2 separate regions of the Homo sapiens genome follow, and region 1 is linked to region 2. Evidence: chromatin contacts called from ENCODE Hi-C or POLR2A ChIA-PET data. All regions are on one chromosome and are shown on one strand. Each heading gives the region's core, a stretch centred on a gene start or an enhancer-like site at or near the end of the contact. The rest is flanking DNA. Distances are from core to core; before and after follow the strand shown. Region 1 holds the start of PRIM1 (DNA primase subunit 1). Region 2 has its middle 12 kb from the start of PTGES3.

The links. Hi-C counts contacts between places; a loop is a spot of excess contacts on that map. ChIA-PET counts read pairs that join two places held with the same protein, here RNA polymerase II (POLR2A). Pooled maps may share reads with other maps.
Region 1: a pooled map shows a loop between it and region 2 (3-fold over the local background). The contact joins the promoter of PRIM1 here to the enhancer-like site in region 2. A Hi-C loop is called at or near these places in 1 of 37 single-sample maps with no recorded cell type and 3 of 50 pooled maps. POLR2A ChIA-PET finds 5 or more read pairs at or near these places in 18 of 52 experiments (CD4-positive, alpha-beta T cell, GM12878, H1 and 13 more).

What each region holds. Positions count from the first base shown.
Region 1 is chr12:56,747,022-56,753,922 of GRCh38, forward strand. It overlaps PRIM1 (DNA primase subunit 1), which reads right to left and starts at 5,302. Exons shown (of 13, transcript NM_000946.3): 1 at 5,175-5,302; 2 at 4,017-4,174; 3 at 1-11. The coding sequence starts at 5,277. RefSeq lists a silencer at 4,944-5,238.
Region 2 is chr12:56,697,261-56,704,064 of GRCh38, forward strand. No RefSeq gene overlaps it. Among named protein-coding and RNA genes, the nearest start is that of PTGES3, 12 kb to the left of the region's middle. RefSeq lists silencers at 3,495-3,649, 3,598-3,657. Within about 2 kb of position 3,576, at least 6 of the 41 ENCODE cell types and tissues checked have a DNase peak (open chromatin) inside an H3K27ac peak, as active enhancers do; they include OCI-LY7, where a contact is called at or near this core.

The DNA of each region.
Region 1 (6,901 bases), core at 4,052-6,551, 51 kb after region 2:
TGTTGATTGGGCTACAGATACAAAATATTGATCAGTTTCTATAAGAGCTGCCACACTGCTAAATCTGCTTATTTTCTACACATATGGAAAAAGTTGCCAAACAGAAATAAAGAGACTATATAATGCCAACTTTATGACAGTGAAAGTTCATTATTTTGGATCTTACACATACACTATTGATGAGAGTCTTAACTTTCACCAACTTAAAGCAGGGTTTAATGAATACATATCCATCATAAATGTTTGTTGGTCAATAAGGATAATAATAAAGCTGTTTTTAGTTTTCTGACAAGGGAACGTATACAAATAATGGCCTATTGCAAGGTGTTTTAAGAACCTTTACTTGTTACCATACATAGAAGTATTTAAAAATTTTTCAATAATTCAAAAAGATCTCCCCAATTAGTTTGAATTGAGACTTTATTATAAAGAGGCTATGAGAAGCTGGGCACAGTGGCTCATGCCTGTAATCCCAGCACTTTGAGAGGCTGAGGCGGGCAGATCACTTGAGGTCAGGAGTTTGAAACCAGCCTGGCCAATATGGTGAAACTGTCTCCCTACTAAAGATACAAAAAATAGCCGGGTGTGATGGCATATGCCTGTAGTCCCAGCTACTTGGGAAGCTGAAGCAGGAGTATCATTGAACCCGGGAGGTGGAAGTTGCTGTGAGTCAAGATCACGCCACTGCACTCCAGCCTGGGTGACAGAGCGAGACTCTGTCTCAAAAAAAAGAACCTGAGAGGTTAATTCCACCATAAGTTTTTATAACTGTAAGTCAGAAGGGAGTGATTACTGAGGAGATTCATAAAACTAAATCTTAGGCTGTCAGTAAGGAAAGATAAGAGGCGCAACCCAATTTATACCTCAGAACCCCCAAAAGGCTCAGGGATAGGTGATACCAGGTATTGTTGGAATGAGTAAGTGCGTGTTTAGTGAAGCTGAGATGAAAAACAGGAAGATTTTTCAAGGCCACCCTTGACTGAAGGAAAAAAAAAAGGAGGATTGGTTCAAAGCATAGTTAAGAAGCAGTTAGCTACCCAGATTCGTACACTTAGCTTGCAGAGCTAGGTGACTGCTCTTTCATTTCCCTGGCAGAAGACACCTGAATTATTTTCCAGAGAGCATAAAACAGAAGGTCCCTGGACTTGGACAACAAGTACAATTGAAGAGTGTGTTGTATTGATATTACAAATTGATATTAGGGGAATAATTAGACATTTATATGTGGAATGTTAAGACCCAGCCCTTTCCACCCACTTCTGTACTCTTCCACTACCAACTCAGGCAGGAAGCTAGAAGATTTCTCTCTAAATAATCTGAACAGGGCTGGGCGCAGTGGCTCACGACTGTAATCTCAGCACTTTGGGAGGCTGAGGCGGGCAGATCACGAGGTCAGGAGATCGAGACCAACCTGGCTAACATGGTGAAACCCCGTCTCTACTAAAAATACAAAAAATTAGCCAGGCGTGGTGGCACACACCTGTAATCCCAGCTACTCGGGAGGGTGAGGCAGGAGAATCGCTTGAACCCGGGAGGCGGAGGCTGCAGTGAGCCGAGATCATGCCACTGCACTCCAGCCTGGATGACAGAGCGAGACTCTGTCTCAAAAAAAAAAAAAAAAGCTTTAGCTAAAAGAAAGTGGTTGCTTCTGGGTCTGGGTGTGGTAGCTCATGCTTGTAATCCCAGCATTTTGGGAGGCCAAGGCGGGTGGATCACTTGAGGTCAGGAGTTCGTGACCAGCCTGGCCAACATGGCAAAACCCCGTCTCTACTAAAAAACACAAAAATTAGACAAGTGTGGTGGTATGCGCCTATAATCCCAGCTACCCGGGAAGCTGAGGTGGGAGAATCACTTGAAACCGGGAGGCAGAAATTGCAGTGAGCTGAGACTAGCCACTGCACTCCAGCCTGGGCAAGAGAGCTAGACTTGTCTCAACAAAAGAAAGAAAGAAAGTAGTTGCTTCTGGGTAGCAAAAAATGAGGGGGAAGGGTAGCAGAATTTTTTTTAGACAGGGTCTCACTCTGTCGCCCAGGCTGGAGTGCAGTGGCGTGATCTTGACCCACTGCAACCTCCACCTACCGGGTTCAAGCAATTCTCCTGCCTCAGCCTCCTGAGTAGCTGGGACTGTAGGCATGTGCCACCGTGCCCGGCTGTTTTTGTATTTTTTGGTAGAGACAGAGTTTTACCATGTTGGCCAGGCTGGTCTTGAACTCCTGACCTCAAGTTATCTGCTCGCCTCAGCCTCTCAAAGTGCTAGAGTTACAGGTGTGAACCACCGGCCCAGCCTGGTAGCAGATTTTTTAAAAGCCGAATAGAAGTACTTGATTTTGTAAACCATGTGCATACATAACTGACAAAAATCACAAAACAAAACACAAAAAGTAAATAAAGGTCTATAGATGCTTCTGTCTTGGCCCAAGAAAAAAATGAGACGTTTTCTCCCTTTAGAAATTAAGGAGAAGGAAGTAGAGAGTGGCACCCTAACCCTTCTTAGAAGTTCATTTTCAGTTTTATTCTCAACCTATAAAGGGGAAGTAAAACAACTCCAAAGTATTTTTTTCTGCCTGCCTTTTATTACCTCTTCTCCCCTTACTTTGATGATGAGAGACGGGTCTGGGATTTAGAGTCAGAAACCCTGGGTTTAAGTGCCAGCTCTATCATTTAGAAATTGTGTGTGAGCTTGTGCAAACTATTCAAGTTCTCTGGGCCTGTTTCCTCCTTTGTAAAAAGAATGAGGATTGATACAAGTAACAAGTTATATAACATGAAAAACTCCACATAAAAGCTATTATGCTATGTATGTATTCCCTCCACCCACCAGTGTATATATTTGAGAAGGGGAAGAAGGGCAATTTTGGTTTGTTCATTCACTCAACAAATATTTATAGTGTACTGTCTCTTGCCAGGCACTCTTCTAGGGTACTTAGAATATACCAGTGGCAGGGGGTGGGAGGAGTGGCAGGTTTTAGTAGACCTCACTGAGAAGGTGCTATTTGAGCAAAGATTTGAAGGAGGTGAGGGGATGAACCAAGTATAGAAATGGGTTTTAGGCAGTGGAAACAGCTTGAGCAAGGGTCAGTGTGGCAGGAATGAATGAGGGGGAGAGAAGGACTTTTAGTCAGTGAAATGAGCAGCCACCAGAGAATGTTTTCAGCAGAGGAATCACAGATTCTGAGTTGTTTTAAAAGGATTACTCTAGCTTCTGTATTGACAATGGACTCTAGATTCTACAAAGGCAAACTGTTAGGAGGTTTTTACAGTAATTCAGATGAGATGATAATGTTGGTAGCACTGGTAGTAGTGGCTGGATTTTAGATACACTTATGGTAGAGCCAAAGGGATTTCCTAATAGAATGGGTATGGGAATGTGAGAAAGAGAGGAATCAAGAATAACTCCAGGGGTATGAAGGAAAAAGAATATAAATGTTTATTATGACTGAACTGTACACTTAAACGTGGTAAAGATAATAAGTTTTATATGTATATTTGACCTCAATAAAAATAAACAATTAAAAGAAAAAAAGAATAACTTCCATGGTGGAAGAGAATGTAATTCTCTTTTATTTCCCTCTTTTTTTTTTTTTTTGAGGCCAAGTCTCGCTCTGTCGCCCAGACTGGAGTGCAATGGCGCGATCTTGGCTCACTGCAACCTCCACCTCCCGGGTTCAAGCGATTCTCCTGCCTCAGCCTCCTCAGTAGCTGGGATTACAGGCGCGTACCACCACGCCCGGCTAATTATTTCCCTTTCCTAAATCATGTCGACTTCCTCTTCCTAGTAGCTAGATACTCAATTTTTTTTGTCCTAGTAAAAATGCAACCAATTCACTCCCAAATGATTTCATCAGTAATGCAGAACGTCAAAGAACAAAAAAGGATTAATCACTTGCCAAACAATTAAAAAGTGGCTTTTCATCTAGAATAAACTCTAAAAATTTAATCTCAAAACGCAAGAGGAATCAACCCATTCTTGGTTTACAAAATAAAACAACAAAATATATTAAAAAAAGATTTCTTACTCTGTGAGAATATACTGCGCCTATATCAATCTTGTATGGATTCATTTTCTGCATCTCCTTTTCCAGATCACTCTGGTTGTTGAAGGATTGGTAGCGAATGTAAATATCATCTTTCAATGTGAATGAAAATTCACGGTGTTGAAAGTAATTCTTTATCACTGCAAAATAAATGTACATTTTAAAGTTAATTTGCTACTTTATTTGGCTCAGGGCATTATAATTTTAGCCAATGAGAAGTTTTTTTTTTCGGTGAGGGAATCTTGCTTGCTTCCTGCTCTGTCGCCCAGACTGGAGTGCAGTGGCTCGATAAAGGCTCACTGCAACCTCCGCCTCCCGGGTTCAAGGGATCCTACCACCTCAGCCTCCCGAGGCTGTAGCTGGGACTACAGGCATGCGACCCACCATGCCCAGATAATTTTTGTATTTTTTGTAGAAACGGGGTTTCACCATGTTGGCCAGGCTGGTCTCGAATTCCTGACCTCAGGTAATCCGTCCTCCTCGGCTTTCCAAAGTGCTGGGATTATAGGCGTAAGCCACGGCACTCGGCCCGAGAAGATGTTTTTAATGAGCCCCCTATGCTCAACACCGTGGTAGATGTAAAAGAAAAACAAAACAAAATCCACATGACCTAGTCCCTAATTTGAAAGCAGTTACCATTCCGTATTTGCTAGGGAACGGTACAAAAGATGAAACAGATGCATAAATATTTTAAATATGTAATGCCACCCCTCTCTCCTCGATTCGCACTAATAAATTCAGCTGCAAGGAAGAAAGTATTTCTCTTCCTCTGAGAGAGGCTCTTCCGCTCCTGATGCAAACCATGCCTCAGCAGCTTCACGCTACGCCCCAGTAACCCCCTGGGCACCGCTGCAGGTAAACGGGGCACCTAATGTGAGCCTGACCACGCAGAGGTAGGAGCGGCGGCTCTGTTTTTTTTTTTTTTTTTTTTTTTTTTACAGCGTGGCCGCAGGCTGGCTTATTATATCCTCTCTCGGCCCATTTACACCTATGAAGTGGTGGGGCGGGCTCGAGAGAGCAAATGAAGGCGCGCGGCACAAAGCCTGGTGCACAGAAGGCGCTTCATATTGTCATTCTAAGGACACCCCGCCTCCAACCTCCTCACACTCCGCTCCCGAACCCATTCCTCGCCTCCATCACCTCCACCGTAGTTGAGCCAGCGATAGTACTGAGAGTAGGGAAAGAGCCTCCGGTAATAAAGTTTAAGCAGCTCGGGCAGCTCGGTGGGGTCAAACGTCTCCATTGAGCGCGGAACTCGCCACGGTAAGGATTACCACAGGAATTGGCGGGAACAGCACGGCCGGCGGCCCCGCGACTGCGCAGGCGCTTATGGCCGAGGTCGGCTGTCTGACCCGGCGGCCCGCAGTCCGCCGGGGCCGCCGGGAATTGTAGTTCCCACTTGGTGCGCGCGGGGGCTGCGGGAGACGCAGCAGTTTGCGATCTGCCCACGCGTTCGGGCACTAGGGCCACCGCTCTTGTGGGCAGAAGGCCGCGTCCATTCCAGGAAGAGGATCTTCTCCGGAAATGTGAGACCTATAGCATATTGATTTAGGTTATTAAGATGAAGTAAAAAGGATGCTCCACGTGAACTTTTTGGATGTTTTAGAAATAACACCAGTATCTTTTTTTTTTTTTTTTTGAGACAGAGTCTCGCTCTGTTGCCCAGGCTGGAGTGCAGTGGCGCGATCTCGGCTCACTGCAAGCTCCGCCTCCCGGGTTCACGCCATTCTCCTGCCTCAGCCTCCCTAGTAGCTGGGACTACAGGCGCCAGCCACCACGCCCGGCTAATTTTTTTTTATTTTTTTATTTTTTTATTTTTAGTAGAGACGGGGTTTCATCGTGTTAGCCAGGATGGTCTCGATCTCCCGACCTCGTGATCCGCCCGCCTCAGCCTCCCAAAGTGCTGGGATTACAGGTGTGAGCCACCACGCCTGGCCGACACCAGTATCTTTTAAAAACGTTTGTAGGCAGGTGCGGTGGCTCATGCTTGTAACGTCAGCACTTTGGGAGGCCAAGGCAGGAGGATCGCTTGAGGCCAGGAGTTCGAGACCGGTTGGGGCAACATTGTGAGATCTCTGTCTACACACACGCACCCACACACAACTAGCCAGATGTAGTTGCGTGCGCCTGTAGTCCCAGCTACCCTAGAGGCTGAAGGGTTGGGGGCGGGGAGTGGGGGGAGGGGGCAATCAATCTCTCGAGCTTGGGAGGTCCAGGCTGTTGTGAGCCATGATAGTGCCACTGCACTCCAGTCTGGGCAACAGAGAAAGACCGTGTCTAAAAAAAAAAAAGTTTTGGAAATTAGTTCTTCATGGAATTTCATGAATTACTAGATCCAATATGTGGAAATAAATAACCAAATGAGAAAAGCATAGGCTATTTATTCAGAGCTTACTATAGCAAGGGAGTCAGCCATCATCACTTGCATTTGACAGGACTCAAAGGCAGGCAGAGGAGTAGGAAAGCTTTATAAAAAAGGGAAGCCGTCAAGGTATTCTTTGATTGGAGGCTGTTGGCATGGAGAAGCTGTACCTGGGCTAACTAGTAGTAGGATGCGGTATGTGATTGGTTTAGGGGTGGGTGTTTGGCTTTCTTTGGTTGGACCTATGTTGGAAGCTGTTAAGGAAGCTGTAGGATACTAGTTAAGGCATTTGGGCCCATTGCTACAGGGGTTGTTGTTTGGCCTCCAGGATCATCATTAGAGATAGCAGTTTGACTTTATACAAGTCTGACTTGTAGCAAGCTTGCTTCCTGTGCTGTTTATTATAGATAAGGGGGTTGGTTTCCCCAGCAGGTTGCTGTAGATTGTGGGTCAGAGTTCTGTTTTTATATATGGTCTGGCTGCTGTTCATATATTTAGTCTCTCA
Region 2 (6,804 bases), core at 2,326-4,825:
CATTTTGTCTACAAATATGCTTAGGTGTTCCATTCTAAAAAGCAAGACAAAACAAACCTTTCCTCAGGCCTCCTTTTTTTTTTTTTTGAGATGGAGTCTCGCTCTGTCGCCCAGGCTAGAGTACAGTGGCGCGATCTTGGCTCACTGCAAGCTCTGCCTCCCGGGTTCAGGCCATTCTCCTGCCTCAGCCTCCCGAGTAGCTGGGACTACAGGTGCCCGCCACAATGCCCGGCAAACTTTTTGTACTTTTAGTAGAGACGGGGTTTCACTGTGTTAGCCAGGATGGTCTCAATCTCCTCACCTCATGATCCGCCCACCTCGCTCCTAAAATGCTGGGATTACAGGTGTGAGCCACCGCGCCTGGCCACCTCAGGCCTCCTTTTTATGCTGTGGTCTGTTAAACTTTTTCCACATTTCTAAGATTACTCCATAAACTATTCTCACTAAAGGTACTTCTTTGCTGTCCATTCATTGGTTCCCACTCCCCCAAGCTACCAAAGTGGATACACTGAAAGCCACTCAATTGTCAAATTCAAAGGCCCTTTTCTTCAGGCTGGGCACTGTGGCCCATGCCTATAATCCTATTATTTTGGGTAGGCAGATCGCCTGAGCCCAGGAGTTCAAGATCAGCCTGGGCAACATGGTGAAAACCTGTCTCTACCAAACCCCCACCCCCCCAAAATTAGCCATGTGGCCTGGTGTGGTGGCTCACGCCTGTAATCCCAGCACTTTGGGAGGCCGAGGTGGGCAGATCACCTGAGGTCAGGAGTTCGAGACCAGCCTGACCAATATGGTGAAACCTTGTCTCTACTAAAAATACAAAAATTAGCTGGGCGTGGTGGCGGGCGCCTGTAGTCCCAGCTACTTGGGAGGCTGAGACAGAAGAATTGCCTGACCCTGGGAGGCAGAGGTTGCAGTGAGCTGAGATCATGCCACTGCACTCCAGCACTCCAGCCTGGGCAACAGAGTGAGACTCCGTCTCAAAAAAAAAAAAAAAAATTAGCTGGGCATGGTGACTCTCATCTGTAATCCCAACTACTTGGGAGGCTGAGGCAGGAGAATAGCTTGAAACCAGGAGGTGGAGGTTGCAGTGAGCTGAGATCGCACCACTGCACTCCAGCCTGGGCAACAGAGTGAGACTCCGTTTCACAAAAAAAACAAAAACAAAAACAGTTAGCCGTGTGTGGTGCAGTCCTAGCTACTTAGGAGGCTGAGGTGGGTGGATCACTTGAGCCCAGGAGGTCAAGGTGGAAATGAGCTGAGATCATGCCATGTACTCCAGCTTGGGTGACAGAGACACTGTGTCAAAAAAAAAAAAAAAAAAAAGGCCGTTTTTTTCAGTCTCTGTTCTTTTTTTTTTTTTTTTGAGACAGAGTTTAGCTGTTGTTACCCAGGCTGGAATACAGTGGTTCACTGCATCCTCCGCCTCCTGGGTTCTGGGTTCAAGTGATTCTTCTGTCTCAGCCTCCTGTGTAGATGGGATTACAGGTGTGTGCCACCATGCTGAGCTAATTGTTGTATTTTTAGTAGAGACGAGGTTTCACCATGTTGGCCAGGCTGGTCTCGAACTCCTGACCTCAAGTGATCCACCCGCCTTGGTGTCCCAAAGTGCTGGGATTACAGGCATGAGCCACTGCACCCAACCTGTTCTTGGTCTCTTTGAAGTGTTACCACAGAGGGATCCCTATTCAGACCCCAGGAGAGGGTTCTTGAGCCTCAAGCAAGAAAGAATTTGGACACATCCATATGGTAAAGTGAAAGCAAGTTTATTAGGAAATAAAGAAATAAAAGAATGGCTACTTCATAGCCAGAGCAGCCCCGAGGGCTACTGGTTGACTACTTTTATGATTATTTATTGATTATATGCTAAATAAGGGGTGGATTATTTATGAGCTTTCTGGGAAAGGCATGGCAATTCCCTGAACTGAAGGCTCCTCCCCTTTTTAGACTTATTGGGTAACTTCCTGACTTTGCCATGACATCTGTAAACCTTCATGGTGCTGGTGGGTGTGTCTTTTGGCATGCTAATGAATTATAAGCATATATAATGAACAGTGAGGATGACGAGGGGGTCATTTTTCATCACCATCTTCGTTTTGGTGGTTTTTGGCCAGCTTCTTTACCACATGCTGGTTTTATCAGCAAAGTCTTTGTGACCTGTACCTTGGGCCAACCTCCTATTTCATCCTGTGACATAGAATGCCTGACATCCTGGCAATGCAGCCCAGGAGGTCTAAGCCTCATTTTACCCTGCTCCTATTCAAGATGGAGTTGCTCTGTTTCAAAGGCCTCTGACAGAAGTTTTTGACATAGTTGACCAGCCATTCCTTTTTCTTAAAAAGGCTGTCTTCTGTTTCTTTGTTATTTATTTTTTGAGACAGGGTCTCACTCTGTCACCCAGGATGGAGTGCAGTGGTGCCATCTTGGCTCACTGCAACCTCCACCTCATGGGTTCAAGCGATTCTCCTGCCTGAACCTCCCAAGTAGCTGTGAGTACAGGTGCGCACCGCCACACCTGGCTAATTTTTGTATTTTTAGTAGAGACAGGGTTTCATCATCTTGGCCAAGTTGGTCTCGAACTCCTGGCCTAAGGTGATCCACCTGCCTCGGCCTCCCAAAGTGCTGGGATTACAGAGGTGAGCCACGGCACCCGGCCTTATTTATTTTATCTTTTTGAGACAGGGTTTCACTCTGTCACCTGGGCTGGAGTGCAGTGGCACGATTTCTGCTCACCATAGCCTTGACCTCTGGGCTTGAGTGATCCTCCCGCCCCAGCCTCCCAAGTAGGTGGGACTACAGGCGGGCGCCATCACACCTGGCTAATTTTTTTTTTGAAAAGGAGTTTCGCTCTTGTTGCCCAGGCTGGAGTTCAATGGCCGATCTCGGCTCACTGCAACCTCCGCCTCCCGGGTTCAAGTGATTCTCCTGCCTCAGCCTCCGGAGTAGCTGGGATTACAGGGGCGCACCACCACGCTTGGTAAATCAAGGTCAAAAATTATTCTTTTTTTTTTTTTTTTTTTTGAGATGGAGTCTCGCTGTATTGCCCAGGCTGGAGTGCAGTGGCGCCATCTTGGCTCACTGCAAGCTCCGCCTCCCGGGTTCACGCCATTCTCCTGCCTCAGCCTCCTGAGTAGCTGGGACTACAGGCACCTGCCACCACGCCCGGCTAATTTTTTGTATTTTTAGTAGAGACGGGGTTTCACTGTGTTAGCCAGGATGGTCTGGATCTCCTGACCTCGTGATCCGCCTGCCTCGGCCTCCCAAAGTGCTGGGATTACAGGCGTGAGCCACTGCCCCCCGCCTTTTGTTTTTTTTTTTTTTTTTGAGAGGGAGTTTTGCTTTGTCGCCCAGGCGGGTGTGCAATGACGCGATCTCGGCTTGCTGCAACCTCTGCCTCCCGGCTTCAAGCGATTCTCTTGCCTCAGCCTTCAGAGTAGCTGAGATTACAGGTGCCTGACACCAGGCTCGGCTAATTTTTGTTTTTTTAGTAGAGACAAGGATTCACCATATTGGCCAGGCTGGTCTCAAGCTCCTGACCTCAAGTGATCCGCCCGCCTCAGCCTCCAAAAGTGCTGCTATTACAGGCATGAGCCACCGCGCCGGCCCCAAGTGACTCTCATGGGCTGGAGACACAGGCTATTATGAATTGCTAACCACAGTCTCTTAGTCTCCCTTTTAAATAACAAAAGAGGAAATTTCTTCACTTCCTGACACAACTCTCCATCATACAGTTGGCCAAGAGCAGTTAGAAACTTTCATCCTTAATTTGTGTCCTTTGGGAGTTGCTGCTTTCTTAGAGTCATTAAATGCATGTAGGCAGTGTCTGCTTCATTAAGCCAGATTTATACCAAATGAAAAGGCAGAGAAAGATCTAATTTAATGAATATTTCTTTTTTTTTTTTTTGAGACGGAGTTTCACTCGTCACCCAAGCTGGAGTGTAATTCGTGGTCTCCGGTCACTGCAACCTCCGCCTCCTGGGTTCAAGCGATTCTCCAGCCTCAGCCTTCCAGCCTCAGCCTCCCAAGTAGCTGGGATTACAGGTGCCCGCCACCACACCCAGCTAATATTTGTATTTTTAGTAGAGACAGGGGTTTCACCATGTTGGGCAGGCTGGTCTCGAACCCCTGACCTCAGGTGATCCACCCTCCTTGGCATCCCAAAGTACTGGGATTGTAGGCATGAGCCATCGCACCGGGTCTTAATTAAGATTTCTAAGAACTAGATCAACAAATCAGTGGGACTGTAAAGGCAATTCTTGGGACACAGGTCAGGAAACTCTGTGCTTAATTCAGAAATCAAAAATCCAGCAATCTCACTTCTGGGTGTTAGAACTGTAGAAAATAAAATTTTAGACCGGGCACGGTGGCTCACGCCTGTCATCCCAGGCCGAGGCGGGTGGATCACGAGGTCAGGAGATCGAGACCATCCTGGCCAACATGGTGAAACCCCGTCTTTACTAAAAATACAAAAATTAGCCTGGTGTGGTGGCGTGCGCCTGTAGTCCCAGCTACTCCGGAGGCTGAGACAAGAGAATCACTTGAACCCGAGAGGCAGAGGTTGTGGTGAGCCGAGATTGGGCCATTGAACTCCAGGCTTGGCAACAAGAGCGAAACTCTGTCTAAATAAATAAATAAATAAATAAAAATATAAAATTTTAAGCCCCCCAACTGACTGAATGGATCCCCATTTGGCCAAGAGGACCCCCAAACTCCTGAAAAAGTAGTTCAGGCAATGTGGGGAATGGGAGGCATTGAATATGCCTCATTATACTCTCTTCCCTTTGGAGTTCTGGCACAACTGACCAGCATTAACATTAAAACAGAGATCTTGGCTGGGCACTATGGCTCATGCTTGTAATCCCAGCACTTTGGGAGGCCGAGTCAGGTGGATCACCTGAGGTCAGGAGTTCGAGACCAGCCTGGCCAACATGATGAAACCCCGTCTCTACTAAAAATACAAAAAAATACAAAAAAATAAAATAAAAATTAGCTGGGTGTGGTAGTGCATGTCTGTAATCCCAGCTACTTGGGAGGCTGAGACAGAAGAATCGCTTGAATCTGGGAGGCGGAGGTTGCAGTGAACAGAGATCACACTACCGCACGCCAGCCTGGGCAACAAGAGCGAAACTCCGTCTCAGAAAAACAGAAACAACAACAACAAAAAGAGTTCGAGACTAGCCTGGCCAACATAGCAAAACCCCGTCTCTACTAAAAATACAAATGTTAGCGGGCTGTGGTGGCGTGTGTCTGTAATCCCAGCTACTCAGGAGGCTGAGGCAGGAGAATTGCTTGAACCAGGGAGATGGAGGTTGCAGTGAGTCAAGATCCTGCCACTGCACTCCAGCCCAAGGGACAGAGTGAGAGTCTGTCTCAAAAAAATAAAATAAATAAAATGAATAAAATAAAACAAGAGATTTTAAGACTGACAAACGAGGCGGGGTGCGGTGGCTCAAGCCTGTAATCCTAGCTCTTTGGGAGGTCAAGGCAGGCCGATCAGGGGTTTGAGACCAGCCTGGCCAACATGGTGAAACCCTGTCTCTACTAAAAATACAAAAATCAGCTGGGCGTGGTAGTGCACACCTGTAATCCCCGCTACTCAGGAGACTGAGGCAGGAGAATCTCTTGAACCCGGGCGACCCAGGTTGCTGTGAGCTGAAATCGAACCACTGCACTTTAGCCTGGGCAACAGAGTGAGACTCTCTCAAAAAAAAAAGGGGCGGGGGGAAGGACAAAAGAGACTAGCAAAATTCCAACATGATGCTAGTATAACATCACATAAAAGATAAAAAAAAGGAAATCAAAATATTTTACCCCAAAATATGTTTCTTTGCTATATTTTGAAATGGTGGGCACAGTGGCTCTTGCCTGTAATCCCAGTACTGGGAGGCAGAGGCAGGAGTATTGCTTGAAGTCAGGAGTTAGAGACCAGCCTGAGCAACAAAGACAGACTCTGTCTCTATAAAAATAATTAAATTAAATATAAATAAATAGGCCAGGTGCGGTGGCTCACGCCTGTAATCCCACCACTTTGGGAGGCCGAGGCGGGCAGATCACGAGGTCAGGAGATCGAGACCATCCTTGCTAACACGGTGAAACCCCGTCTCTACTAAAAATACAAAAAAAAAAAAAAAAAAAAATTAGCCAGGCGTGGTGGCAGGCGCCTGTAGTCCCAGCTACTCAGGAGGCTGAGGCAGGAGAATGGCGTGAACCCAGGAGGCAGAGCTTGCAATAAGCCAAGATTGCACCACTGCACTCCAGCCTGGGCAAGAATGAGACTGTCTCAAAAAATAAAAATAAATAAATAAGGCTTGGTGTGGTGGCTCACGCCTGTAATCCCAGCACTTTGGGAGGCCGAGGTGGGCAGATCCTGAGGTCAGGAGCTCGAGACCAGCCTAACATGGTGAAACCCCGTCTCTACTAAAAATACAAAAATTAGCCAGGTGTGGTGGTGTGTGCCTATAATCCCAGCTACTCAGGAGGCTGAGGCAGAAGAATCACTTGAACCCAGGAAGCGGAGGTTGCCGTGAGCTGAGATCGCGCCACTGCACTCCAGCCTGGGCAACAGAGAGAGACTTCCTCTAAAAAAAAAATTAATAAAAATAAATAAAGTCCCTGCCAAGCCATCTTTTGTGGGGGAAAATTTGCATCTGTAAATAATCTGTACGAACATAACTAGATCTTTCTCCTACCAGGTCCACCCAATTCTGAAGAGATTAACTGACAGTCTAGTTTTTTTTGTTTGTTTGTTTGTTTTTGAGATGGATTCTTGCTCTGTTGCCCAGGCTGGAGTGCAGTGGCAGGATC